Regions from separate parts of the Homo sapiens genome. Here all the other regions are linked to region 4. The links are chromatin loops, found by intact Hi-C in ENCODE. Cell type or tissue: heart right ventricle. All regions are shown on one strand.

Region 1 (4,000 bases), 440 kb before region 4:
ATAAGCATAATAAAGAATCGATAGGGAGGAAAAAAATAAAGCTTTCTTACTTCACATGACGGTTTTCTAGTATGTCTTCTAACAAAATTAAACTAAATGTCCTCTGAACTAGAGAAAGAAGGGATTCTACATCTGGATCTGGACAGAGTTCTTACCCTTTCAGTGGACAAAGGGAACTCAGTCCCATAGGATATTATGGCTTTTCAGGTTCCCTCTGGGGATCCCTGGAAAATTAGTGAAGTCATTAGAATTCTAAATTCTGCTGTAAGTTCCTCAAACCCTTAATTTAGAGCTCTGAATTCTCTGGGTGTGTCAGGAATGATTTCAAATAAACCAGGGTATCACAGTTAAATAGAAAAGCAAATAAACTCTATTATGCCCTCCAATGGTGTGCATTCATTTACCTCTGAGAAAGTTTCTGACAACTCTTAACGTACACTCCTGAAGCACCAGCAGGCTCAACACTTGAATCTCCCTTAGTACTTCCTACAACATTATTATTACTAAGGACTGCCTACTTCAAATCACAACCCCACATACATAGTTTTAAATTTAGAATATCAAAAAACATTTCAGAAATTTTAGAAAATCCAAACAATAACAACAAAATTTTCAGTAAAGCACCAAACAACACAGGAAAACTGAGACGTTCAGGCTTTCTGTCAACTGGGCTGCTATTTCTTATGCTTAGAACCAAGATGAAGAAGGTATGCAATCCCCTAATAAAGATTCAGATTTCTTTCTAACTGAAGAACAAAGAGAATAGACAGAGGTGTGATCTCAGTCCATTTAGAAATTCAGAGCTAACATTAGACTACACCTACAGAATTGATGACTTTTTTTAAAAAGAGAAAGAAATCTGTCCCCTCAGTATATCTTGGGTGTCAATGTATTAGAGGGAAAATATTAGGTGATTTCAGCACCCTTCATAAGGAGGACTTGTAGCAACCCAACAGTACTAGCTTTGGAATCCTTGATAGGTAAAAGTTAAACCTAAGGCTAACTATAAATTCCAATCTGATATATAGATGAAAGATGACAATGGTAACTAAATAAAACTGCAAAGAATATCTAATAAGTCTCTTATGTTCTAGACATAAACAAAGACACATTGTAGGCATTAAGGCCCAGGCCAGTGGTATGAATATCCATCTGTGTCCAGACTGTGTGACTGAATTCAAATTCATGACATGCTACACATTTTCAGACATGCAATCAAAGATTCCTGTTTTTTAATAATGAATACTAGTTTTTTTAATAATGAAACTAACTTTAAAAGCAGTTTAAGCCTTCTTTACCTACATACATTTAATTATCCATGTAAAATGCTTAATATATTATCTGACACATGGAAAACTCCATGAGTGTTAATTTTAGTTTACTATACTATGCTTGAAAAAATGTTTGTTATATTCAAGAGGGTCTCATTATATGATTCTGTTGCCTAAAAGCTTTCAATGCTGTTCTATCACCTGGAAAATCAACTATGGTAGATGCTTTATTTTCTTGAAGCATACCTCCTGAGACCACCACAAGTCTTCAAAATTGAGAACCTCACGATTAGTATATGATTGCCTATATAAACTGACACTCTGCGAGTACAGAACAAATTCGTGCTCCACGTGGGCTTAGTCTTGCATTGACCCAACATGTCGCTGGCTCTATCAATTTCATGGTTCTACTGCAAATGGGCTTGGTGCTCAAGGTATCTGAGAAACTTGTTTCAACCTGACTTTTTAGCCTTGACCCTCAATACTCCTTTATGCCCCAATCAAGCTGCTATCCTCTGAACAAGCCCCATACTTCCCTATTTTTGCTCTTCACTCTGCCTCAGATGATTCTGAAATTCTTCCCCACACTCTCCACTATCATGTAAAGTTTATCTGAACTACACCACCTATCCTTTATAATGCTTTGCCTAAGACCTTCAACTGGACTGGCCTCTAGGTGGTGCTCAAGGTTCCACTCTATGATTAACACAGTCCCCAAAGCCCCAAGGAACAAACAGCCAAGTCCAAGAAAGCCTATTAGAACTTGCTACCACAGAGAGCTCTCTCTGGTGTACTCTTTCTCAAGATTCTCTACCTCTTCCTTCAGGCAGCCATTGATGTAAGATGGAGTGTCAGCCTCTGGGGAAAATCATGTGTGAATCAAAGAGCCTTGGCAGGGCTTAGTCCTCCTGTTCTAGGCAAGGGAAAAGGTCCTTTCTCCTCTTTTCTTGAGTTTGACCTTCCTCACATTAGAGTGGTATCAGAATGTCAACCTGAAGAAAGCCATGGGGAAAGCCTCAATGACAATTTTAAAAGATGGAAGACTTGGTGGGCTTGTCAGCAGCCCAGACAAAAGGAGTTCTTAAAGTACTACACAGTCTCTCCAGGTTCTGGGATTTAGGGGCAGAGATGAGTGATTAGGCCTGAAGGGTTCCTTCTGAATGTCATCCTCTGGAACTGGTGCAACAGTAAGCAGTGGCTTCAGGATGCTGGAATTCAGTCAAGCAGCCAAATATCCCAGCTTTCTGATGACTGCTAAGACCCCTGCCTCTTTCACACTGTCAAAGCATGAAGTAATGATTTCTCCTATGGCAGTTTTTCTAATTTGACTTTATCAATAGCTTTTTGTAAAAATCCCTGTTACTAGACAAGAAACTGCTAAAAGGCAGGGACTGTGCCTTCTTTACTTTCTCTATATGCCCCTATCACAGATACTTACTCTAAAACTGAACAGAAATCTACAATGTAGCACATGGTTACACTGGGACTAGAATAAATTTTTTCTTTAATACCTTTAATAAATAAAGAGAACTCTGGTCCTGGGGAGATTTGAGAAAGTTTCTGGCATCTTCCGAACTTTTGCATAATTGATAAATCCTCTGAGAAACAGGAGAAAGCCTAATTTAAAAAAGAAAAGTCATGAATGAATTTATAATTTCCATGTTAAGTCCCCTCCCCAGAAATCCCTCTCCTGATAGCGATACATTGTTATTTTTCTGCTAAAGGTAATCAAAACATTAGCAATTTCCTCCAGAATCTGCAGAGGATTTTCATACCAAATTATCCATCCTTCAATGAGAAGGTATAATGTAAGAGTCAATAGTGTCTTTTGCACATTCAGAATTGAATTGGTCTAAAAAGGAAATAAAAAATAAGATGGAGCCAAACATTTACATATGAAAGCCTCATTGAGAAACATCAAAATCTACCTATTGAGTTCCAAAAAAGCATTCCAAGATAATGAACTCCAAACAACAACAACAACAACAACAACAAAAAGAGGTTATAACTGTGTTTTTCTCAAGTAAAAAGAAAAAATGTAACCTTCCTTGTCATGGGCTGTTTTTTCTGTCGACAGTATATAATGTTGTCCACTAGATGTCAGGATCCCCTTATCTATTACAGCAATTCTCATCGTCTCAACTTGAAACTTTGTCTACTATTATTATTATTATTATTATTATTATTATTATTAACAGACAGGGTCTTGCTCTGTTGCCCAGGCTGGAGTGCAGCGGTATGATCACAGCCTCTGCAAGCTTGAATTCCTGGGCCCAGATGATCCTCCTGCCTCTGCTTCCCAAGTAGCTAAGATAACAGGTTCATGCCCAGCTAATTTTTTAATTTTCTGTAGAGATAGGGGTCTCGCTATGTTGCTCAGGCTGGCCTTCAACTCCTAGGCTCAAGTGATTCTCCTGTCTCAGCCTCCCAAAGAGTTGGGATTATAGGTGTCAACCACTGTACCCAGCCTATTTCTCTATTCTTAGTAAGACTCTTTTTGTGTGACTACACCAGAATCTATACATTCACAAAAGTTTGTACCTCCTAAAACTGTCAGCAGAGAGGTGATATGCCCCTCCAGTGGAAACTCAGATACTCCTCCTGGCCTTCCTCTTTCAGAGATGGTCTCTGAGCCTTTAGCACATTTTTTTTTTTAAATACTTTTACTGGGATACTCAGTGGTAGAAAATGGTACTTGGACAGTTGAACTGATTTTTAGCAGTAACCAA
Region 2 (4,000 bases), 260 kb before region 4:
AGGTGAGTATGGAACTCTATAATGAATAGTGACACACATGTCAGGGAGAGGTGGGGACCATGAGGATGCTGGGTTAAGAAAGGCCTGATCGCTATAGAGTTTGGCCTTTGCAATGGGGGATGGTGATTCTGAGAATTTCTAATAGGTGGTTCTCGATGAAGTTGGGGTGGAGATAAGGATGCATGTCGGAATCACCCAGAATATATCAAAATTGAAATCTGTACACCAGAAGTAGTGCCCTTCCTCTCGAAGGTTGGGGAGAAAGACATGTGTGTGTAACTCTTATCAACCCAGAACTCAAGTGGTCCAGTTTTGGGTCCATGTTATGGTTACTAACGCACAAAATAAATTTGGAAAAGAACATACAAATCTTTTCTTGTATTTTTCTTGAAAATCATGAAGGAGGTCTATAATTTGCAATAACGAATTCAAAAGTCCTTTTCATCTTCATTCTACCTCCTTCACAGCCTCTGCTGTTGTCTGCTGTATTGCTCTCCAGAATTTTCTCAGATTGCAGAAATCTCCCTCCTCCCGTCTATTTATTTTTATCACGTAAATCAACTTAGCCTCTCTTTCCAGCAAAAAGGTCCAATCAAATTCCCCAACCCTGTCCCAAATGAAGGGTGCGGAACTGAGCTGGCAATTACAGACTATTCTTTGGCAGTATTCTGGGAAAGGGAAAAGTATGAATTTTCTTGCCCTGTCCCTGGTATTTTGTAAAGCTTTCCAAGTGACTTCGATATCTGGACCCTTTTGAGAACTGCCGCTGTTAACCAAGACATAAAGCTTTTTCATTTCTTGAAAGGTCCTATTTCTTGGCAAATTTCTCCCTGCAAAGTGCATTCTTTTTTCTGCACTGACCCCAGAAACAGGTGCCATTGTGTGGGAGACAGCACCTGTCATCTGTCTCAACAAAGTCCACAAAGTGCCCTGCTAGGAGCAGATAACCCAGAACATCTACCTGAGTCTCCCAGTCAAGATTCCTGGTCTGACTAGGAATCTAACTTCAACAAGATCTTCCTGAAAAAAGACGCTGAGCTTGGACGGTCCAACCACCTCCCTACCTGGGATAAGCCGGAGGATGCTTCTTGGCTTCCCCAAAGCTGTCTTGGTGGTGATGCTGTGGCAACCACAGGGGAGATTCACGAGGAGAAAGCCTGGAAGACCAGAGCCCTGGAAGTGGGGCAGCCAGCCCAGCGGGACATTCGTAGGGGCGAGGTGTGATCTCAGCCTTCATTCAGCTGGCCTGGGAGTCCTCCAAGGGTCAGAGTCACACCTTACTAGTCTGACCCCTCAAGGTTCCTTAGGACTCCAGGTGTTTTAAGAAGATTCTCTGAACCCCCACCCTTCCCACTTCACCCCTCAGCCCTCCCTGTGGTTAAGAACCCAAGTGTGAACAACCCCAAGTTTGGTGGTTAGTGAGGCCTTCAAGCACAAACCCTAATCCTGCCCTTTTAAAAAAAATATTTTGGACTTAAGGGAGGCTGTCCTCAATTGTTTCAAACCTATTTCAGAGTACCTCCACTCCTTCAAACCTATTTTCAAAACTCAGGAAAACGTCGCCTTTCCAGACGAACTCTAGTGACAGCTCCATTCACCCCTTGGCATTTGACTGCTAAAGATCAGCTGACCCCTGCAGCCAGAAGGAGGAGAGAAAATTGCTAAATGGGGACCTCATTTCCAGAGGTGATCACCTTAAAAAAGTCTGGGGCCTTGTTTGCCAGCTTTGAAATCTCAAAGGGTAATCTTAGCTTCATGTCCCCAGTGTGAATAAAACAAACAATAAAAACCACCTATGAAATCTAAATTCAAACTTTCTTGCGACCTATGCATCATTTTTTTGCATTCACATTCCCAGTCAAAACACAGACACACACACACACACACCCAACAGATATATAACTGCATGTAAAATATATATAGATAAAACAATGTCCTCTGAAGAATATAAATGTTAACACAAGTAAAATTATCATGAATTCCATAACTCCTTCTGTGGCCTTGGTCCACGTTAGGTTTTCCATTAAGAGATACTATTGTCATCAGTGAGTAGCTTCTCCTGTTGTATTCTTCTGTGTAGCACGGGGCTGGAGCTGTGGATATTTATGAACCCCAGGCACCCACTTCCTGTTTTCGTGGCTGTCCCCGGTCCCTGCCTCTGTGCCGTTTTCTCTGCCTTTGGCCACCAGATGGCGCTCTGGAAACGAGTTTTCTGCATCAAAGCTCCCCTGCATTACTCTCAACTAGGCTCCCTCCCTCTTCTCTGTTCCCTTCCAAGCCATTTTCCAGGGTGCAGCCAAAAGGCCTTTCTGGAGGGCACATCTGTGTGATCTTGGGCAAGTTACCTAACGCTGTGTGCTCAGCATCTTCAATGTGATGGTATGGCTGTGAGTGCGTCATGAGAGGATGTAGGTAAAGCACTTAGGACAAGGCCTGGCATGTGGTCGCTGTTCTCATTATCCTGCGTAGAGCTTTTCAAAAGCACTCCACGACCTTCAGGACAAGGTCTAAATTCTTAGCCATGGGAACCCAGGCCACTGCATCATCTGAGGACCCCTGCTTATGTCCCCTGCCCAACCTTCCTCCCTACACTACTGCACTGACCCTCTTGCAGCACAGCCAGGAGCCAGCCTGCCCACTTCGGGGCCTTTGCCCATTTTGCCCCTGCCACCAGCTTTGCCTGTCTCCTGCCTATTCAACTTCCTCGGGCTCACTCCTCCAGGTCCGTCAGGATTCAGCGTGTGCCCTCCATGAGGAGCCTCCCGGACCCCCAGGCCTGATTCCAGAGCCATTCTACTGGCCTCTCGCCTTTCATTTTCCCTGCCCCCACCTGCGACTGTCAGCCCCTTGCCTTGTTCACTGTCAGGCACACAGGGGGACGATTGCGGGGCGGATAGTGAGACTGTCACGTGGGCTGCCAGCAGGGGGCAATGGGCACCCTTGTGTCCCTGAGCTCCCAGGGGCTCCTAGTAGCTTAGGCAGCACCTTGCCCACACCAAGCTGAGGGAGACCTGAGAAATGGGATTCCTGCCAAAGAGGCAAAGAAAAAAGTGAAGGGACAAATGCAAGGCCATCTTTGCCATTTGCGTATGAGGCATAAAACTTGGAAGATAATAAACAGCAAAATCATAGTCCTTATGTGCTGAGTGCTTTCTCTGAGCCAGGCCCTGTGCTGAGTCCTTACCCCACCTTGTGAGATCGATGACAGCCCTCAGAGAAGGAAACAGAGGCTAGGAGAGGTTAAGTCCCTTGTGCAGTGTCTCAGAGCTTGTGAGTGGCCTGTCTGTCTCCAGGGCCATGCTGTAGGAGGTGGCCCTGGATTCAGGCCCCTTGCTATGGTTTAATGGGTTTCAGTGAAATAGTTGGGAAACCTCAGGAGTGGGATATGGAGTTAAGGGAAAGAAAAGCCAGAGAGAAAGGGAAGGAGTGCAGGTGACTGTCCCTTAGCCACCCCAGTCCTGATGACCACAGGCCTCCATGCCAATAAGCCCTGACTAGTGCCACTTGGGTCCAAACATGGCATCTCTGGCCCCAAGGGCTTAGTAGCAAACACCCATCTAGGGAAGCTGGCGTTCATTCTCATCACCTCAAATGCTTCATGAGCCTCAGGGATCAACCTTGAAGTGGGTATAAGGCTGGGAGAATGTTGGGGGCAGCAAACTGAAGGGCACAATAAGAAGCAATAAGGCCACCTCAAAGCCCACCCAAGCAAACTGCTCATTCACCTCCTTCCTTCCTGAATTTCACCTTATGAGGAGGTGAGTGGAAGATAGGGTATCCCTTAAAACATCTAAAAGGAGAGTTGGGGGCAGCAAAGGAGATGTGCTTCACGGGACTCTTATAAACAAAACTGGGGAGAGAAGAATTGGAGGAAGGGGGAAAGACATAGATGAAAGGGAGGGGAAGGTGTGGGAGAGGGAAACGTATAAAAGCTTCCAAGAGGAGTGGGAGGCTGGGGGTTCCCCAGACAGAGACTCAGTCTGGACCAGATGCAGAGAAC
Region 3 (4,000 bases), 110 kb before region 4:
AAGAAAATCTTCACTTACTGGTTAGTTAGCAGCTGCTGGACACTGTGCATACATTCTCTTATAGGGCCTGGGATTAAAAGCTCTGCTCCTAGCCAGGCACAGTGGTACTGCACACCTGTAGTCCCAGCTTCTTGGGAGGCTGAGGCGGGAGGATTGATTGAGCCCAGGAGTTCGAGAACAGCCTGGGCAACATAGCAAGACCCTGTCTGTTAAAGAAAAAGTCCCATAGCTGGGTCACCTTAACCACCTTAACATCTCTGAGCCTCAGTTTCCTCTCTGTAGGATAAACTAGATATAGTAATAATAATATCTACCTCACTGGGCTGTTATGAGGATTAAACGAGATTACATCTCAAGCACTGTCTCTGGAAGGGTGGTAGAGCTTATAAATATTGGTCATATACCTATATATAATTACTATCTCCATTTTTCATATATGGAAAGCAAGTCTTGGAGAAGGTAGGCATCACACAGTGAATAAATTAGGGCATGATAATTCAAATCCAGGCTGGTTGATTCTGAAGCTGAGTTGCTGACCATTGCTCAGCACCTCCTGCAGAGATGGGATTGATGCCTGTCCTGACTTTCCAACAGCACCTGCCAATGGTCCAAAAGCCAAGTTTCCTTCTCCCAGCAGGAGAAGTTGCATTGTTTAACCAGGGCTGGAGTCTGAGACTCCCCTCTAGCCCTTCCCACAATCCTACTGTAAATTAGAGTCCCCTCACTCCCCAGTGACCTCTGCAAGGTAGTGTCTTATGCTGGAGGGGCACCAGAGTTAGGGACAGGAGCAGCCTCAGTACTCCTAGGCTGAGTTCCAGAGCCCAGTTGTTGCACCTGGCCTCTGAGCTACAGTTTGGCTGGTGGCTGGAGACCTGGGCCTGGAGGCTGGGACCTGGCCCTGCTATGCTTGGAGCCATAAGGCCATCAGACAGCCTGGCTAGGTCTTGGATCTCCACAGAGATAGAGCTGGGAGAGGCACAGATCCATGAACTGAGACAGATCTGGGAATGAGAGTAGACACTGGAGCCTTGGAGTTGGGGGGTCCACAGGTTGGCAGAAGGCACTGAGCCATGGCTCCTTCCCATTCCTGTCCTACCCCTCATCCACCTTAGTCCTACTCTTGCCATCCATTTCTCTCTCTCTGGTTTTGGGTTCTCCATTGAATAAGAAGAGGAAGAAAAAAAGGGAGAGAACTGGGGGAAGGGGTGTCCACTTTGCCAATGTGAAGCAGCTCTTGTTCTATGAATGAAGGTGATGCGGGTTCAGGGTGGAGGAAGGGGGGTGGAAGGAAGTGCTGGGTAGGGCAGCCTGGGATGGGGTTGCCATGGGAACGGCAGCCTGTCAGGAGCCCTGCCTTCAAAGCTGAGGTGCCTCCTGGGGGAGGCGGGTGGTGTATGCGTGTCTGGGGTCGGGGAGCAGCTCTGATGTAAGCCCCCTGGGACTCTAGCTCCTGGATTCCAGATCAAAACCTTAACCTGGGTGGGAAGCAGCATCATGCGATGCTTCCTGTCAGACAACCCTCAGCCTCAAACCCTTTTCTGTGGAATGTAAGGCAGGGATGGGGGTGGAATCAACCCTGGTGGGAGGCGGGCTGTGATGGAAGTTGTCTGCCAACACTACCCCCTTCATTTCAAATGGGGCAGGAGGGAAAGGGGCTCTTACTGGGTGGAGGGGAGTAATGGGGAAAAAGGGGGTTTGCTTCATTCTCTAGGCCTCGGTTAGGGGCCAGGCTCCACAATGACAGTTTCCTGAGGCATCTGGCTCCAATTCCTCAGAGAGCTTGGAACCTAGGAATAGGGCTCAGAGGGAAGGAAGCCCACTGGGCTGTTTGTGAGATCTCCAGCTGCCCTCACTCCCATCCCACACCACCGCTACCATGACCCTCTGGCCACTAGGGGGGGCCATGGCCCAGCATCCATGGGGTTGAGGGACAGGTCAGTCCAGAGACCCAAGGTGGCCCAGTAAGGTAGTGTGGCTGAGATGTAGCCTCAGTGGCATTTGCCTTTCATGAGGTTGGCCCAGCTCATCCAGGCCCCAGCAAAACCTGAGGGCCTTTAGAGGGCACTCAACACCCTGGCACTGCCAATTCAGTCCCTCCTTCTCAGCTGCCCAGGCAGACCTTTCCAGAGACCACCAGCCAATTCAAAACAGCTCTCAAGTGCCTACTACTCGCCAGCACTGTGCTAGGCATTGCCAGCGATTTTGAATCTAATGGGGGAGATGGACACTAACAGAGGCTTAAAACACATGCACCGAAGTCAGGAAAACCTGGGCTTGAATCCTCACTTTACTATTTCTAACTGGGTGAGTGACCTTGTGCAAGTTACTTAATTTGTGTCTCAGTTTCCTTATCTGTAAAATGATAATAGTACTGGAGATGCAGGGAGCTGTGAGGAGGATTAAATGAGAAAGCATGCTTAAGGCCTTTGCTGCAGCATCTGGCACACAGGAAACCCTCACTAAAGGGAACTATTGTTAGTAGGTGAACCAAGGTGCTGAGTACTAGCATGGAGGTAGAAGCAAAGTGACGAGCAGTCCTGGAGAAAATAAAAATTCAATCTGGGCTGGGCATGGTGGCTCACACCTCCTAGAACTTTGGGAGGCCAAGGCAGGAGGATAGTTTGGGTCCAGGAATTCAAGACCAGCCTGGGTGACATAGAGAGATCCTGTCTCTACAAAAAAATTTAAAAATTAGCTGGACATGATGGCACGTGCCTGTGGTCCCAGCTGCTCGGGAGGCTGAGGTGGGAGGATTGCTTGAGCCCAGGAGGTCGAGGCTGCAGTAGGCCATGATCATGCCTCTGCACTCCAGCCAGGGTGATGGAGTGAGACCTTGTCAAAAAAAAAAAAGAAGGAGGGCTGGGCATGGTGGCTCACGCCTGTAATCCCAGCACTTTGGGAGGCCGAGGCAGGCGTTATCACCTGAGGTCAGGAGTTTGAGACCAGCCTGGCCAACATGGTGAAACCCTGCCTCAACTAAAAATACAAAAATTAGCCGGGCATGATGGTGGGTGCCTGTAATCCCAGCTACTTGGGGAGGCTGAGGTGGGAGAATCACTTGAACCCAGGAGGCAGAGGTTGCAGTGAGCTGAGACTGCACCACTGCACTCCAGCCTGGCGACAGGGTGAGACTCCATCTTAAAAAAAAAAAAAAATAGAAAACGAAAAAAAAAGAAAATTCAATGTGTTGAGATTATCAGGGAGGGCTTCTTGGATGTGGTGCCTGATATGGGCCTGAAGGAAAGACAATATTTCTATAGCAGGGTTGGTAAGGGCTGTAGCAGGTAGAAGGAACTCCAGGAGGAAAGGCATTTAGGAACCTTACTTTATTTCATTCTTGCAGCACAAAATGGCAGCCCTATGTCTCCCTCCTGGGGCGTCTCTCTCCTACATCCCTATTTCCAGAGGCTCTCCCACCCACCTGGAACCCTGCCTTGGGCTCCCTCCTCCTGCTCCTCCTCCTCTTCCTTTCTCTTTCACTCCCACTCCTATTCATCTTCTTCTTCCTCCTTCCTTCTTCCCTAGAGAAGCCAGCTCAGAGAGAGCACGTTTCATAAACAGTGACCACTGCCCTATGAGTGCCTGGACCAGTAGCTCTCACCCAGGGGTGGTTTTTTCCCCCCAAGGGACATTTGGCAATGTCTGGGGACATTGGTTGTCACAACTAGGGGTGGGGGGATGCTGCTAGCTTCTAGTGGGTAGAGGCCAGGGATGCAACTAAACAATCTACGGTGCACAGGACAGCCCGCACAACAAAGAAGCACCTGGTCCCAAATGTCAATAGTGCTGAGGCTGAGAAACCTTGGCTTAGGCAGAGAACTGCAGCTGGGGAGAAATGCAGCCCCCTGCCCCGGGCTCCTCCAAAACCCCACCCCAGGAGTCCCTGATCCCCTTCCCCAGTCTCTTCCCATCTTCTAGTCCAACCCTCAGTGTCCCCTGGCCTCATACTACCCACCACTCCTGCGCGTCTGCCCCCTCTCCTCGGGTCTTGTCCCCGCTC
Region 4 (4,000 bases):
TGGGAGATGGAAATTTCAGTTCTCCAATCACTCATGACTTCACTCTCTTAATCCCTGTGCCCTCCCAACAGGCAATTCCCTGGGCTTAGAATATTTTTCCTCCCATCCCTCACACATTCCTAACCCTCGATCTTTGTCTGGTTAAATTACCCTCCTCTGGGAAGCCAAGTCGGGTGAAATACCCCTCGTCTGTGCTCCCACAGTTGCCTGGGCTTGTTCTGTTACGGCTCTGCCCACCCTGTGGCCAGGCTGTTTATGGACCTAGGTCTCCCTTACTAGACATGAGCTCTCTGTGCAGAGACCAGATTTACCTGTCTCATAGCTGTATCCACGAAGTGAAGAACAGTGGCTGGTATGCCAGCAGTCAGTAATTATCAGTTGACTGATCAATGGGACTGAGCCTAAACGTAGACATTCTACCTGTAAGAGGGATGCACTTTTAAATCCACCCTCTAATAATCTCCTAGGTCTGTGCTCCACACCGCTCTGCTTTCCCATAGCCCCTACACTACTACTTACATAGTAGATAATAACAGCTAGCATTCCCTGAGTGCTTACTGTGTGCCATGCACTCTCTCATTTAATCCCACCAACACATAATGAGATAAATATGATTACAATCTCCATTTTACAGATGAGGAAACTGAGGCTGTCTGAGGTTCAGCGAATCCCCCAGGGTCACAATGTGGTACTGGGATGCTGAACAAATAATTGCTGAATTGAACTGATAGCACTGGCATTACCCTGTGCCTGCTTTCTCCGTGTCCACCGATCTCAGCACAAAGCCTGGCGCAGAGTGGGTGTGCACTCACCAAGCGAGCAAAACCCAGTCCAGCCTGCGGCGGGAAAAGAGGCCTCCTCGCTCCTCTCCCCGCTCCCCCAGAGCTCCCTCTCCCCATTCATCTCCCCTTCACACCCTTAATAAAAGCCCTGAGATTGACCGATTGAAGGGTGTGATTTCCATGGGAGAGCAGCAGCATTTACATGGGAACATTCAAACAGGAACAGAATTCTTCCGCGAGGGCATGGGCTTCAGAAGATAGCTGTGGATAGAGAATTGCCGGGGGAGCGGGTGCCTACGGATGGGGAGCGATCCTTTATTTATTTATTTCCCTCCAGGAGCCTTCACCTTTCATTAAAACACCCTCCGGATGTAGGTGCAATCAAACATTCATTAGACAAGCAAGTTACATTTTTAAAAAACTAACAACGCCCAAACACACACACACACACACACACACACACACACACACACACACACACTCACGCAGCAATAATCAATCTGCGAAATGAAACCGGTCTTTCGGGCGAGAAAAGCAGCCTGTGTTTGTCTGTACCGCGCTCCCCAAGCCCTGCGTCCTCCAGGCGAACAGCCGGCAATGCCCCGAAGCCCGCTCCCCACCCCCAGCCAGCCGGCCGTGACACGAGGGGTCCTTCCACGCAGGCCCTCCCACTCCTTTCCTCGGCAGGGTTTCCCCACGGGTCTGAAGCGCACAGAGAGTTCTCGCATCTGTTCGCAAACCCTGACTCGAGGCTCAGAGCTCAGCACTGGGGGTCATCTGCCCAGGGCAGCGGGCATTTCCCTAAAGCCCTGTGGTTGGGGGAACGGGGATACCGGGCGGTTGACCGGCGAAGCTGGCAGTCCTCTGCCCCTCAATCAGGACCAGCTTCCTGGAGGAGGGGACAGCGGCGAAGCCGGGAATGGGGGCAAGGAAGTGGCTTGACAGATGGGGAGTGGGAGGCTCTTTCCAGCATATGGGGCCGCGTGGGCGGAAGGAGTCTGGGCCTGGCGGTGGGGAAGGGTGGGCACGGGGCTGCGGAGACGGTCCCCGGAGCGGGGACGCGGGCGGAGTGAGGGTGGGCGTGTGAACGGGACGGAGAGGGGAGGAGATAAGCCCCCCAAAGGTGGGGGCGGGGAGTGGGGGCGGCCTTGGATGCGCTCACCCGGGAGCCTGCGGAAGGCGCAGCACGCCGAGCGCCTTGCACAAGGGCGCCCCCTGATGGCATCTCAAGCGGCAGACACGGTTTCCATTTTCTTTTGACATCAATGTAACAAAATCCTCAATTGAGCGCTTCCTAGAAGCCTGGCGCTGGGCTGAGATCTCCTTTGGAAGCCACTACCGTGCCCATTTTACAGCTAAGAGAACGGAACCTCAGCGAGGTCATACAGCAAGAGCCAGGATTCCAATCCATGCATTCATTTACTCAACAGTTCTTAAGAAGTCCCTCTTGTAGGCTGGGGGCTGGAGGTACTGCAGTACACAGATGAACAGGTCCCTGGCCTCGCGGGGCTTATAGTCTAGGTGAGGAAACAGCATACAAGTAAACAAATAAATGAGCAAAATAATTTCAGTGCTGCGGAGGAAATAAACCAGGGTGTGGAGCTAGGCAGCAACTGTGCTCTCTCGGTTTCCCCCAGCCTGCCTCCCCCTCGCTGCTCCCTGGGGGACTGAGATTTGTCAGCCTTGGCTTCAAGGCAGGCAGCAAAGGAAGGTAGCTCTGGGGGTGGAACGAAGTGGGGGAGTGCAGATTCCCAAGGCCAAAAGCCGCTGTCATCTGGGTCCCGGCCACCCCCTCACATGTACTCCGACTAGCACCTGCAGCCCTAGACGTTCCCACTATGGCCAAGCATCTGAATTATTTCCTCATCTCAACCCGATGAGTTTTTAATCTGTCTTTATACAGCAGCCTGGCTGCCTGTGCTGGGATTATTACTGAGTTCTCTGCACATCGATCCCGCCTCCCCTGGCCGCTCTGACCAAGTGAGGCTCTGAGATGGCGGCGGGAGGGGTCTTGGCTCTGGAAAGATTTAGGGGAGTGCCAGTGCTTGCTGTGGGCTGGGGCCTGCAGCACTCAGGTGTCAGATGCCCAGGATTTCAGGGGCACTGCCCTCAAGGCTGGGCTGAGCCAGGGTGGAGGGGTATGGGTATGAAGAGGCAAAGTTTACAATTTGAGCTCAGGAGATGGGGCTGTTTCAGCAATACCAGGCTATTGTTTATTGGGGCAGCTTTGCAACTCGAAGGAGAAAGATGAAAGGAGGGAGGAGAGGCTAAGATTACCTGGGACAAGGGCAGAAGGTAGGGAGAAATGGCTTCTAGTCCCAGTTTTGCCACTTACTAGCATGTAAGTGCCCTTGCAAGCTTGTAAGTGCCCTCAAATGACTCATCTGTAAAATGGGAGTGATTGCAGTGTGTGTTCCATGAGGTAGTATGCACACAGAGCCTTCATACACTAAACACTCAATATGTCAACTATTATTAGCAGCATCATTATCTGTAAAATGGGAGTAGGAATCCTGGTTCTGCTTCCTGGAGATATCTCTCATGAAACTCAAATGGACACAGGCACCAGGCCCATGTGAGGGGCTATTGTTATTGATCCGCAATAAGGTCAACAACACCAATAATGGCATGAACAGGCATGAGGCAGGCACACATATTCTGTCGCTCCCACATTCAATCAGTGACAGACACACTCAGTCTCAGCCTTTCAGACGTGCAGCCTAGATACACCCTCTCCTGCCTTCGGATCAGCCTGATAGTGGGGAATGTGGGACAGAGGCTGCCACATGCGACTTTTCATTTGCCATGGTGCCAATGAATATTTGAGAGTGGCCTTTCAAGCATGCAAATCCGACCATCACACATGGCCCTGGACAAGCTCCAAACACCCTAGCATGGCCTGGGGCTGTCTTTTGCTCCTGCCTTGTCTTTCATCTCCTGCCCATCTTTCATCTCTTGCCTCTTGCACTCTGAGCTCTCTATGCTCCTGCGACATACTTGGCCTCTCTTGCCTCTGCCCTTGTATGTGTAATTCCTTTTTCCTGGGACTCTTTTCCCTTCTAATAGCTACCTCTTTGAGGACAGGGACTCTGTCGATTGGTTGGTCGATAGTAAATGATCTATAAATATTTGTAGAATTGACACCACCCCAGCTGACGTCCAGTGGCCTCATCTCAAACCTCACTTCTTAGGAAAGGCTTTCCCTGCTGCTAGGGCTA
Region 5 (4,000 bases), 120 kb before region 4:
ATCAAATGGCATCTTGTAGGTCAATCCTCTAGCGTGGGCCTGGTACGCAGTAGGCTCTTGGCCCATGTTAGTTTCCTTTCCCTGACTGAACCCTTTTCTGCATCCATCATGGAAGACAAGCTCTGGGGAGTGGCTGGGGAAGGTGATTTATTAATGAACGTCACACAGAAGTCAGGACTCCACAGTGGCTCCTTCTAAAGGTCACCTCTAAAGGCAACTCTTAGAGGTAAGGACCATTTCACGTAAAGTTGTAAGGATCTGCTTTTGAGAACATAGGCTAGGGTGCCGACAGAGATCAGACCTTACTGGAGGACCTCTTCCTAAATGATCCCTTCATCCCAGACACTGCCCTCCATGCCTCAGTCTCTGCAGAAGAGGAGAAAGAGAATCCTCCTCAACAAGAGGAGGGTGGCTGGCTTTTACACAGGGAGTGGCTAGACTGGTCTCTTCGCAGAGAATAGAACCAGAAAACAGACATCAGACAGACTGAGGTCGGGCAGCAGGGTGGCATTTCTGTCTTGGACACACAGCATGAGTGTGAGGGAAGCAGCAGGGTGCCCCACTGGAGGTCCCTACCCAGGATGGCCTATCCATCTCCGTGTCTTGGTTCAGCGGGAGAGGTCTGGAAATCCTTTGGAGGTGGTGGCCAGATTGCATCCATAGTCCCAGCCAGACCCTCAGCAATGCCAAGAGCCTCTTAGCTGCAGGTCACTGTGCTCCACTGTCTGTAGGCCACTGCCCCACCTTCAGGGCTATAGTTTCTTTCTTCTGGAAACCACACAGGACATGAGAATCCCAGACTGGGCTGCCCTTCCTGGAAGAGGATGTGTGTGTGAGCCCAGCAGCCGCTGTGATGGGGCCCGAGGTGGTGATACTGGCAAAAAAAAGGGGGAGCTAAGCAGCATGGTGGTAGCAGTGGTGACAAGGCCTCCAGTACATGTAGCCATGATGAGTGACACTCAGTAGGGTAGGCTGTGGTGCCTTTATCCAGAGTCTAAATGCTTGCTTTCAGTTCCACCTCCATATATTACATGCTGTGTGGCCTGGGGACAGTAGCTTTCCCTTTCTGACCTCGGTTTCTTCATCAGTAAAATGAAGATGCTAATACCACCTGTCCTGTCTTCCTCAATGTCTCCAACCAGCAGGTGCCTTTAACATGCCACGAGGCAAGAGTGAACTCAGGTGGAGGTACTTTGCTAAAAGCAGCCCAGGTAGGAGGAGATGACTGAGTAGAACTGGCCGTGTTATCCTCAGAATGATTTCTTGCTTCCCCAGGAGACTCCTGTTGCTGTGACGATTTTTCCTGGTTCTCAGTCCCTGGACTCTGGGATAGCTGAGATCTTCTGGCTCTCGCCTCACATAGCATCTCACAGTGATGTCCTGGCTTCCTGCCTAGGCCCCAATCACCAGTTCTGGTGCTGACCCTGCAGGTCCTAGCTCCCTCCCAGCCGGCCTAGAGACAGGGCCCAGGCTCATTGGAAGGAACAACAGGAGACTTGCCTGAAAGCCAAATGTTCTACCCAACAGGACCTGATTATGGTGGCCAAGGGGCTGTACCTGGGCAGTCTCACCCAAGGGACACTTCTCAGGGGTCAGGAGAATTTCAGCTCTGTGTTTACACATGATTCTAGGCTGAGGGAGAGAGAAAAAGCAGGGTAGGGGGTGGCAGATTAGGCGAGGGAATGTGTCCCCTAGATGGTCCCTTAGCTCATAGTGGAAGTGGGCTCTAGAGCGCCTTGCCCATGCCCTCTTCATGCTCTAGAGAGGTGGGCAAAGGACAAAGTATGCGACTACCCAGGAGAACCAGCCTCCAGATTGAGATTGGAGATGAAGGCCACTCAGTCCCCTCCATTGCAAAAAGAATAAAAGAAAGGAGTAGGATTGGCCATTGCTTGCAAATAAACAGGAGGGGGCAGTGTTGGGGTAATGACCTCCATCCGGGGAGGGTCAGGAAGGGAGCTGTCCTTTACTGGGCACCCAGGAGATGCACCTGTACAATTTCATTCATTCTCACGACCACCTCGTTAGGTAGGCACTATCTCTGTGGCTCCATTTGGCCAATGAAAAGGATGAAGATCTGAGAAGTCAAGTTACACTGCTAGGAAGAGGTTGACTTGGAGTGGAAACCCAGGACTGCCTGTCTGACTGCTGAATGGGTGCTTTGCGTTCCTTACCTGCCCTCCCAGGGCTCCAGACCGTCCCTCCTGCACATCTGCCTCTCCCAGGCCGTGCCTGCATGTCCCCAGCCCCCTCCAACAGCTCCATCTCCCGAGAGCTCCTTGAATCTCCTCACTCACTCCTCACTCTTGCTTCCTCTTTGGAATCCAGCCACAGGCTTTTTTCTTCCATCTGAGGGAGAGAAAATGGTCTCGTTCCCCACCCCCAGGTCTTTCCATCCTCTCATCCATCCAAACCTAAGCATCTCTCACTCCTCCCCTCCCCCTCTCTTATTTTTTTTTTCTTTCTGTTTATCCATCACTAGAATCTACCCCCCTTCCCTCTTGCCTGTAGGTTCTGTGGCTATAAACAAATCATAACTTTTATTAAATTTAAGATTACTTTTTAATGGAATCAATTTCTTGTGTGGTGCTTCTCTGCCTGCCCGCGGGCTCTGCCGGCTCTGCGCTCAGCATCCCCACCCGCACAGTTGTCTCTGCCGCTGGCGTTTCTGGCTAAGCTGCCTCTGAAGGAGGGGCAGGTCTGCCATCCCTAAACACACACAGAGAAACACACACACACATGCACACACTCCCACACACACACGAAGATGCACCTTCCTGCAAGGCCCAGACACAGAGCCGCCAAGCCCCAGGTGCCCACACTGAGCGGCAGGGAGTGGGAGAGGGGCAGGGGCAGGAGGAGAGAGCTGCAGAGAGAAAGACTGAGGGTGCAAAACAAATGCGGAGCCGAGCAGACATTTCTCAGCCTGTTAATTTCCTACAGTTCTGTTTTCCAGCCTCAGAAACAAGCTGGTTTCTGCCAGTCCACCCCCTTCCCTCTGACTGCATTGTGCAGCTGCTGAGCAGAGAGAAGTTGCAGGGAGGAGGGGGTTCCAGAGGAGAAGCGAAGAGACTCAGGTTTTCATACGATTTATCAAAGTACAGGCAAGATGCAGAGATGCTTCTGAAGCTGTGACCCCAAAAAGAAGCTCAACTGGGAGATTTGCAGCCTGGACCAGTCTAACCCTACAGGTCTGGGCTTCAGGAAGAAGGGAACCTGGGGGTGCTGCAGGGAATACTTTGGAGGTAGGAGAGAAAAGAAAGAGGGGTTGGAGGGTCACTTTGATGGAGGGAGCAGGGGCTGGGAGAGGTATTGGGGGAGTTCTCAAAACGAGCTCATGGGGGGCCTAGAGATGAGGATTTGCAGACTCAGCAAAGACTTGGCTGCCTCCTTGAGGCATCGGCATGGCTCTGGTCTCTGTTCCAGCTTTTCTGGGAGTATCCCTGGACACTCTTAGGTAGACAGGAGATCATGGGTGGGAAGGTGGATCTGAGGCCTGAGGGTGGCCCCCCTTGGCCCACTACACTGTCCTCAGCACACATTGTTAGTAAACTGAGTGTCAGGCGGGAGACCTCATGTTCATCCAGGTACATGTTGCAAAGCTCAGTGAATAAGAGCACAGCCTTTGGAATCAGAGAGGTCCACAAATCTAGACTCTGAAGCTTTCTAACTGTGTGACCTTGAATAAGTGACCTAACTTCTCTGAGCCTGTTTCTTACTCTGAAATAAGGATTCAGTAAAGTGATGCATGTGGAACATCTAGCGTAAAGCCTGACAGAGTAAGAGTTCAAGTGGATTGCTAATATTTGTATTATATCTTCTAAGCACCAACCAAATGCACACACATAGCCCATGATCCCCCGTGCCTAGGTTGATTGGGACCAGGCAGGCCTCCGCTCTTGGATTAAATTCAGGCTGGGACCAGAGACCATGTGAGTGACAGTTCCCAGGATTGGAATTCAGGACACAGCAGGGCTCTTCTCCCTCCTTCAGGTGGAAG
Region 6 (4,000 bases), 55 kb before region 4:
CCACTTACCAGCTGTGTGAGACACAGGAAAATCACTTAACCTCTCTGAGCCTGGTTTCTCGTCTTCAAAATAGGGAGGTTAAGAATACCTACCCTATAGGGTTGTATGAAGACATAAAGAAATAAAGTGCCTGGGCTGAACGTGGTGGCTCACGCCCTTAATCTCTGCACTTTGGGAGGTTGAGACAGGCAGACCACTTGAGCCCAGGAGTTCGAGACCAGCCTGGGCAACATGGCAAAACCCCACAGTGCCTGTAGTCCCAGCTACTGGTGGGGTACGGGGTGTGCTGAGGTGGGAGGATCACTTGAGTCGGGGAGGTCTAGGCTGCAGTGAGCCTTGATCTTGCCACTACACTCCAGCCTGGGCAACAGCACCAGACCCTGTCTCAAAAAAAAAAAAAAAAGAAAAGAAAAGAAAAAGAAAGAAAATTCTTAGCACAGTGCCTGGCACAAAGGCTGGTTCATGCCGGCTGTTATCACTATTATTATCCTCTTTTTAGATGAGAAAACCAGGGAGGTTGTCATATGCCAGTGTCACGTGTGGCTAGATCGTAGCAGTGTCAGGATTATAACCAAGGCCTCCCTAGTCCTGTCTGAGGGGCTGCAGGCTGGGGCCAAGTCAGATATTCTCTCCCTCCCTGGCTCCCTCCTCCTCTCCGGGGTCACAGGCTTCTCTTTTTCCTTGCCCGTGGAAAGGAAACCTCGTGGCTCCCTAGTGACAGCCAACATCCCACAATGCTCTCGGGAATGTGTGCACACGCCCACCTGCCGGGCCTGGAGGAATTCAGGCTTTAGATTTGAAAGGTAATTCAATCTCCCGGTGCTTCCTCCCCTCCCCCGCAGCGCTGGGTGTTCAAGACGGCGACAAAGACCCAGTTTCAGAGGAACAAGCCCGCAAGTGCAGAGCCGCAGGCACACGCTCAGCCTCACTCACAGGCAGCCCCTTGGTCGTAAGCACATGCTCTGCACCTTGCAGCAGTTACTAGAGACATAGTCCACCCCCGGTCCAGCAGTCACCCATCCCTAACCTGCCCACCCCTGGCCTCTCAAACCTCCAGACTTTGCCAACTCTCCACACATTCCTCAGCTCCCCACGTCCATCGGGCTCTCCGTCCCTCTCCCTTGCCCCATCCTTAGGAAGCTCCCCTTCCTCTACCCATCCGTTTCTCTTCCTTCCAGGCCCCAGACCCAGGGCTACTTCTCGGAGTGAGCACTCAGTGACTGCCCTTTCACCGACAGTGGGGGCAGTCCCCCACAACTCCACACTCCCACCTCTCTTTCTTTCTATCATTGGCTCAGCTCAGCCCAGGCTCTAAGATTGGTGCCCAGCACTTGGGGCTGGGGCAGGAGGAAGCCTGGAGCAGCTCAGCGCTCCTGTTTAATTAATAATGGGTAATAAGTCAACATGTAATTAGAGGATGAGGGCATGTGGCTGTGCTCTTTGGGCCCTGCCCTAGGGGAGTGAGCTGGAGCCTGGCCACACATGCCCCTGCACTGCCCAGGTCCTAGCCAGATCAGCCTCTTGATTCCCCTTGCTTACGCTGGGTCCTGCCACTAGGTCTCTCACCTGTGGTCCCCCCTTCATTCAGCCTTCAGGGTCTTCTCCACTTACTCCTGCCTTGGCTTCCTCTCTGCCTTCCACACTGGGCCAAAGGAGCTCATTCCCCACAGTCCTGGGGATCCCAATGTCTCCAGGGATCACAGTTTCCTGAGGGGCCAGGCCAGTCCCCGACTCCCACACAGGCCTTGAGTACCAGAAGTCCCTGGAAGGAATCCACAACAAGTCGAGCCCCACACCTCTCCTGCCGACCCCATTTGGCTCCTGCACTCTGTCCTCCATTGACATTCTCCCCATTCGCTCCCACTCAGCAGGGAGCCAGTGAGAGCCCTCCAGGGACCTCCCAGTCCCAGCCTGCGCCCTGTCCTCTTCCCTGCTCCAGCTCCTAGAAAAGCCTGTTGGGTGATGGAAGGCAGCTCCCTTCCCAGCACTCCACACCCCACTGTCCATGGGAGACAGTGTGTTGCCCTCCAGTGGCAATAGCCGGCAGCAACCTAGGGAGGAAAGGGTGTCCAGGCTCCTTGGAGTGTCTCAGGTTCAGTCCATCTGGGGGTGGGAGGTGGGGAGGGAGAGCGCCACACCTTTGTCGACTCACCTTTGTCAACGCATCACTTGCAGGCTGGGTTGCTGACTACCTTTCCCAGCAGCCTAGTTAGCTCTTATCCTGTTACTCTGGCCCTGTGCTATCAAGTTCACCTCTGACCTCTTTCCCCAAAGTATCAATGAATGGCAATTCAACTAAATGGCAATAAACACGATCAACACTTCTGTGTGCCAGGCAAAGGGATTTACAAGCATTGGCCCACTCAATCCACACAACAATCCCAAGAGGCAGGAGCAGTTGTCAAAGCCATTTTACAGATGAGGAAACAGTTGCAGTGAAATTAGGGAACCTCCTGGCTCACCCAGCCAGGAGGCGTTGAGCTATGATTCTGACCCTACAGCACTGCTCTTCCCCAGGAGATATTTGGCCTAGAATTATGGTGGAAGGCTGTAAGGAGGTGAGAAGAGGGTTAGGGATGGGAGAGGGGTGTGGTACATGCAGGGGTGCAAGGGGAGTGGTAGGGGGTGCGGGAGTGTCAGGAGCAGGAGAGGATTCCAAAGAGTGATGTGAGGGGGGCACATGAAGTGTGGGGGAGGTGTGTGAGATGTGAGGGGTGAACAGGAGTGGGGAAGTGTCAGGCATGTGAACAGGTATAGAAGGTAGAGTGGATAGGATGGAGGAGTTCGCAAAGCAGGTGAGGGGTCAAAGGGCAGGGTGAGGATAAAGTAGGAGGGGAGGGAAGTGTCAGGTGTGTGGGGTGTGTGAAGGAGAGGTGGAGGGAGAGGCGGGAGGGGTATGCAGGGTGACAGGCAGCCAGAGTGAGTATGCGGTGGGGGTGCTAGGTGTGGAGGGGATGTAAGAGTGCACAGAGTGGCTAGAGAGAAAGTGAGAAGGGTAGAAAAAGGTGTGGAGGAATGAGCAGGTCCCTGAGGGCCTGGAGGACCTGAGCAGAGGAGGAGGTGAAGGAGGGGGCTGGGTGGCATGGAGAGGGGTGGATAGGCCTGAGAGGCTTTGACAGTTTGGCTTTTGTCCCTGTCCACGTACCCAGCTGCCGCAGCCCCCACCAAACCTGGCCTTACTGCCAGGCTCATTTCAGGGATGGGTGGAAATTTCCATTTCAGCAAAATCCATTTGTAAAGCCCTGGAGCTTTGAGCCTCATTCTGCTCTGCCCGCCTGGCTCTGCCCACATGGCTCTGGCCTGCCCAGCTAGCCCCACTCTCCACCCCAGACCTCCCTCTGCTCTCCCTCCCCAGCAGGCAGAGCTTGGGCTCAGGGCCTGGGCTCCCTCAGCCCCACTCCAACCCTAGCACTGCAGCCTACAGAGGACCATCCTCCCCACCCCCCACCCCAGCCAAGCATTTTGACATTCTAGGGTGCCCCACAGATCTGGCAGAAGTGGTAGATTGGTCAGTGCCTTGCCTCAGTTAGGGGACCATCAGCATGCAGTCTACCCCCACTGCGCCCTGTCCCAGTACAGACGGTGGTTTTGATGCTACAGCACAGCAAAATGGGAAGAGCTCTTCAAGATAATCCTATTTAGGCCCTTTTGTTTTACAGATAGGGAAATGGAGGCCCAGAGAGGAAAAGCTACTTACTAGTCCAGGGTGCTACACAACTGGCTGGTGTGCAGAGCCAGAATGACCATATTGCCTAGAGGAGGAGTTGAGGAAAAACAGAGCCATGCAAACTTCAAACAGGCTCTGTTGAAGAGGTGTGCCGTCAACCCGTGATTTTACTTCTCTGTACCTTGGTTTGTTCTTCTACCAAGTGGAGCTCATGACCATTCTCCCAGGCTGGTGTGATGATGATGAGCTGGCCACAGCCAGATGCAGCAAAGTAGGGGTGGAACACAAAAGCCCTTAGGGTTCTTGAGTTCATGGGGAAGGCAGGAGCAATAT
Region 7 (4,000 bases), 100 kb before region 4:
AGAGATCTCTGGCATTTTGGTTTATACTTGCTGGATATTTCTTTAGGTCGAGGAGGAAGACAGTGTTCATAACACTTACTGAATATTCCATCTGCCAGGTTCTATTCATCTGTTTTAATCTTCACCATGACTCTGTGCAGTGGATGCTAGCCCCATTTTAAAGAGTAGCAAACTGAGGCTCCAAGAGGTTAAGTCACTGGCATTTATGCTTATAGCTTGTGAGTTTTGGAGCTTGTCCGTGATGTTTCCTAAGAGGAGATGAAACGGAACACTTACTTTTATGGAATGAGGTGTTGCCGGATTTTTTTTAGAAAGGGCAGGTGCGTGTGTGTGTGTGTGTGGGGGGGGGGTGGGGGCGGTGTAAATGGGAGAGGAATAATCTTCAAGAAACACAGAATTGGGGAGGGGAGCTGAGCGGCTTTCTTCTTTTTTTGAAATGCACAAATGGGAAATTTAACTTGATCCCCTGTGGCTTCTGGGCCAACCCCTGAGTGAAGTCGGATCACTTTTGCAAAGGAAAATTTTATCCGTTTTTTGGCTTTTATGGGGCTTCCTCAATGAGCAAAACCTCTCCTGTTGGTGCTTAGAGAGGATTTCTCTGCTTGGCCTACGGTGATGCCGTGTAATCTCCCAAAAAATATGGTGCTAATATTCGCCGGGTTAGGGTTAGTTATTTTTATGTCTTTGTCATTTTGTTTCTCGGCAGCTCTTTCTGCTGCCTGGAAAGGACGTGGCGGACACTTTACTTCCAGAGTCATATTTTTTAATTTGATCAAAGCAAATTTCACTCGTTCTCTGTATAAATTATTTAACTCATTTCTTTTAGGTTAAATGTCTCAATAGAAAGATAGAAAGTCTTTCCATCACATTTTCTTCCAGGATTTTAATCAGCTCCTGTAGATTGTATGAACTTCTTTCTCAGTCCTCCATCCTTCTCTGTCTTAAGTCTCTCTCCCTTCCTCCCTCTCTCTCCCTATCTGCTCTTCTCCGGCCTCTGCCCCCAACTCCTCCTGAGTCCTGGGGCTCAGCCCCAGCCTCCATTCCCTTATGGCTCTGGGTGGGGAGAATGGGGGCAACTTGAACATGCAGGGCTTTAGGAGCACACACCAACCCCCTTCAGTTGGATGAGTTACCAAAGGCACCCTTCCTCTGAGCTGACCCAGCCCACAGCCCTGACAGCAGCGTCAGGGCTCAATGGCAGGCCCTGCTTGTCCCCCTCAGCCAGATCTCTGTGCACAACCACAAGCTGCTGCTCCTGCCTCTGCCAAGACCTGTGCCTGCCCGCCCCCCGCCGCACCTGCCCAACTCCCATTTCCCCTCTAGGGCTGCAGTCTCAGGATGAATTTAAATGTAGCAGCCTCTCCCCAAATTCCAGCTGTTTCCTAATAAAAATTCCATCCTACTCAATCAATGCTCCTTGTCACAGGCCAGGTTTCCTTGTGTCTTATTTCACTCTGGTCTGGTTCCCTCGGTGCCAGGGCTCCTCAGGCAGACCCCTCCTCCTTAGAGGCTTGAAGCCTCCCTCTGACAATAGTGCAGGGCTGGGGATAGAAGACCCGGGCAGAGGTTTTGGGGTTAAGTGGGGTGCTACAGAGGACTCCCTCCAGGGATGGGCTTGGGCTCTGTGGGGGGCCCCTGCCTCCCACCTTGGCAGCCCCATCTCTGGCCCCAGGCACTGTCAAGGGAACAGAAAGCAGCAGGGCAAGCTCATTACCCGTGAACACTCTTCCTTCCCTCATATCACATTGTTTCAGCCAAGAACAAGTCTCCAGTGGGAATTCCCTTTCGTCTTACTTTTAAAATATACAGTAATTAACAAACTAATGCTATTAACTGCAACAACGAGGAAATTACAGTAAAATCACTGCAGAGTCCACAAGCAGTGGGTGTAGGGACCGGTGGGTCCTGGCTCTGTGTGGAGGGGAGGGACCCAGTCTGGGCCCAGGTGTCATCATCTCAGCCACAGCAGGGCCCTCTCAGGCTGGGAAACTTCTGCCAGAGCTGGTGAGTCCTCTGCAGGTCAAGCCAGGGCTTGGACACAGCTACTTCATTTCCTGTGCAGGAAGAGTCAGGATCCCGGTCATTCTTCCAGCCCCGGAGGTTTGCTCTTTTATGAAACACTTAAATAATAGAGCTGTGGCCCAGTGCTGACCTGGGCATGTCTGTGAGGACATGGCCCCTGCTTCAGGGTCACCGTAGGTTCCGACAAGGCCTCCAGAGGATGAATCTCAAAGAAAGCCTCGGGGAGGGACTGCTGTGCCTCCGCTGCCTCCTTCTCTGGTCCTGCGGAAGCATCTTCAGGGTCTCCCTGTCCATCCTTCTGCCTTCCTTCCAGCACAGTCAGGCTGTGCGTCCCTTCCTGGGGTTTTACTCAGGTACAGCCAAAGATATCAGGAAGGACTAGGCCTGTTGTTGCCTGATTGCCTGGAAGTCTGTTTCCAGTCTGACTTCAGTCTTTCATGCTGTAGTCCTCTGTAATTTCCTCTGGTGAGTTCCCAGCAAGCCTAGTTGATAAATTCCAGGATCCTCTCCCACTCTTGCCTCTTTCCCTCAGGTTTTACAATCTCCCTGTCAGTCCTTAAATCCTCTTCCCCCATCAGGGAGCCATGGTCACCAGAAAGAGCAACCTGTTCTCATTTTCCCTCTCTAAACTTTCTCCCAGAGGCCACTCATTGCCTTGCATACCAACAAATGTCTGCTCAGAACTTTTAGAAGTTCTGTTCAGATACCCACAGAGAAGTTGCATGCTTATCCCATTTTACAGATGAGGAAAACAAGGCTCAGAGAGGTTAAGTGGCTTGTTTGAGATCACATAGCCAGGCAGAAGCATCGTCAGGACTAGAACTGTGGTTATGTTTTCTGCAGGTTCCCACCTTCCTTGTCTCTTCTTGGCTCTTAAGGGAACAGATACTCCAGGGGAGAAGAGATAAACCTGGCTTTCCTTTATCTCCGTGGCCATGCTGGCCTGTGGAGGTGAACAAAAAATAAAAAGATAGCTCATCTCATGTTTCTCATTACGACAGCCAGCATTATGAATTGTGCTATCATAATGCAGATTGTGTACACAGGGAAACTGAGGCTTAGAGAAGCACAGAGCTTTGCCCAAGGTCACAGGGCTGGTGGTGACCAGAGTCAGAACTTAAACCCAGTCCTGTCTGCCTGCAGAGCCCACCCCTGCCCTTAGCCACTCACCTGAAGGGTAAGACCCAGCCCGACTTGAAGTCCAGCCGGGCTGAGTGTGGAGTCCGAGAACCTCATTAGGAGTGAAGCTGCCACATGTGTCAAAACCCCTGCCAGCCCCACTCCAACTTGCAGCACACAGTGTAAACATCCTTACTAATTCACCAAACTCAATCACGTTACCGGGATGGATTTTCCCATCATTACTCCTGAGTGAGTGACAACCTGCTCAGACACTTGCCTTCCCCGCTGCCTTGGGAGAGTCTCAGAAATCAGAATGCTTCACTCCCTAAGTTGATTTCAACTTGTCCTAAAGTCATTTTAATTGGTGAAGTGTCAGAGGCAATTTGGGTGACTTTCTGAGAGCCCCTTTGCACCAGCACTGGGCTGGCAGGGAGCAGGGCTCGAATGCTCCCTCCACACTTGGTGGGGACTTTCCCCTCTGCTGACTGGTCAGGAGGCCGTGCTCTGTGCTTTATTTTCATGTTTCTTGCTGAAGTTCCTCCGGCTGTTTCCTGAGAATAACAAGATTCATTTTCTCAATGGCTCTGACAGATAGGATTGTTATTGTTATTACACTCATATACCACCTTTCCTCCAAGGAGCTTAAGGCGCTTTACAAATTTGAAAATTATCTAATAATCTTTCAGCAACCCTGAGAGAGAGGGAGAAGCTGCAGTTAGAGGCACTGCAGTGCAGCCAAAGGGCGTCCACACTCCTTGCCCCGACCAGGGAGGGTGGGCATGTGGCCATGTTTGGGCTGCGGACACTTGGGGCTTGAGGCCTCCTGTGGCTCCTGCTGAATAAGGAAGAGGGAGAT

What was found. A loop is a pair of places that touch in the nucleus more often than their neighbours do. Peaks named below come from ENCODE experiments on the same cell type or tissue, not always from the same donor. Only the 100,000 strongest peaks of a DNase experiment are listed, where the experiment ranks them.
Region 1: it touches region 4 in a loop (4-fold over the local background); 46 of 110 quality-filtered maps call a loop at or near these places.
Region 2: a loop joins it to region 4, with 5 times the contacts of the local background. A loop is called at or near these places in 106 of 110 quality-filtered maps.
Region 3: it touches region 4 in a loop (7-fold over the local background); 64 of 110 quality-filtered maps call a loop at or near these places.
Region 5: a loop joins it to region 4, with 2.2 times the contacts of the local background. A loop is called at or near these places in 62 of 110 quality-filtered maps.
Region 6: it touches region 4 in a loop (2.0-fold over the local background); 20 of 110 quality-filtered maps call a loop at or near these places.
Region 7: it touches region 4 in a loop (2.9-fold over the local background); 59 of 110 quality-filtered maps call a loop at or near these places.

What each region holds. Positions count from the first base shown.
Region 1 is chr5:142,143,459-142,147,458 of GRCh38, reverse strand. NDFIP1 (Nedd4 family interacting protein 1) reads right to left here. Exons shown (of 8, transcript NM_030571.4): 7 at 2,783-2,888. The coding sequence ends at 2,785. Among named protein-coding and RNA genes, the nearest start is that of NDFIP1, 37 kb to the right of the region's middle. RefSeq lists an enhancer at 1,992-2,081. In heart right ventricle, CTCF peaks have their summits at 1,926 (motif pointing right) and 3,363 (motif pointing right); a DNase peak (open chromatin) is centred at 1,978.
Region 2 is chr5:141,959,093-141,963,092 of GRCh38, reverse strand. LOC124901095 (a long non-coding RNA gene) reads left to right here. Exons shown (of 3, transcript XR_007058977.1): 2 at 1-2; 3 at 468-546. It also overlaps a transcript of RNF14 not described here. Among named protein-coding and RNA genes, the nearest start is that of PCDH12, 2.9 kb to the right of the region's middle. In heart right ventricle, CTCF peaks have their summits at 2,184 (motif pointing right) and 2,928 (motif pointing right); DNase peaks (open chromatin) are centred at 1,182, 2,192 and 2,842; H3K4me3 peaks cover 275 bases; H3K27ac peaks cover 2,156 bases.
Region 3 is chr5:141,812,142-141,816,141 of GRCh38, reverse strand. All of the region lies in intron 1 of LOC107986454 (a long non-coding RNA gene), which reads left to right. Among named protein-coding and RNA genes, the nearest start is that of PCDH1, 64 kb to the left of the region's middle. RefSeq lists enhancers at 1-492, 3,544-4,000. In heart right ventricle, a CTCF peak has its summit at 1,887 (motif pointing right); a DNase peak (open chromatin) is centred at 1,911; H3K27ac peaks cover 3,837 bases; H3K27me3 peaks cover 243 bases.
Region 4 is chr5:141,700,311-141,704,310 of GRCh38, reverse strand. LOC124901092 (a long non-coding RNA gene) reads left to right here. Exons shown (of 2, transcript XR_007058973.1): 2 at 635-945. Among named protein-coding and RNA genes, the nearest start is that of ARAP3, 20 kb to the right of the region's middle. RefSeq lists enhancers at 1,922-2,071, 2,660-3,160. In heart right ventricle, CTCF peaks have their summits at 1,782 and 1,994 (motif pointing left); DNase peaks (open chromatin) are centred at 1,324, 1,560, 1,990 and 2,514; H3K4me3 peaks cover 1,381 bases; H3K27ac peaks cover 1,519 bases; H3K27me3 peaks cover 3,123 bases.
Region 5 is chr5:141,824,283-141,828,282 of GRCh38, reverse strand. It overlaps LOC107986454 (a long non-coding RNA gene), which reads left to right. Exons shown (of 3, transcript XR_001742906.2): 1 at 1-4,000. Among named protein-coding and RNA genes, the nearest start is that of PCDH1, 52 kb to the left of the region's middle. RefSeq lists an enhancer at 2,252-2,940. In heart right ventricle, a CTCF peak has its summit at 1,906 (motif pointing right); a DNase peak (open chromatin) is centred at 1,394; H3K27ac peaks cover 3,593 bases; H3K27me3 peaks cover 526 bases.
Region 6 is chr5:141,755,624-141,759,623 of GRCh38, reverse strand. LOC124901094 (a long non-coding RNA gene) reads left to right here. Exons shown (of 2, transcript XR_007058975.1): 2 at 1-2,325. Among named protein-coding and RNA genes, the nearest start is that of ARAP3, 75 kb to the right of the region's middle. RefSeq lists enhancers at 345-914, 915-1,483, 1,484-2,053. In heart right ventricle, a CTCF peak has its summit at 2,040 (motif pointing left); no DNase peak of the experiment used is centred here; H3K27me3 peaks cover 1,674 bases.
Region 7 is chr5:141,804,133-141,808,132 of GRCh38, reverse strand. LOC107986454 (a long non-coding RNA gene) reads left to right here. Exons shown (of 3, transcript XR_001742906.2): 3 at 1-335. Among named protein-coding and RNA genes, the nearest start is that of PCDH1, 72 kb to the left of the region's middle. In heart right ventricle, a CTCF peak has its summit at 1,999; a DNase peak (open chromatin) is centred at 2,182; H3K27ac peaks cover 4,000 bases; H3K27me3 peaks cover 2,167 bases.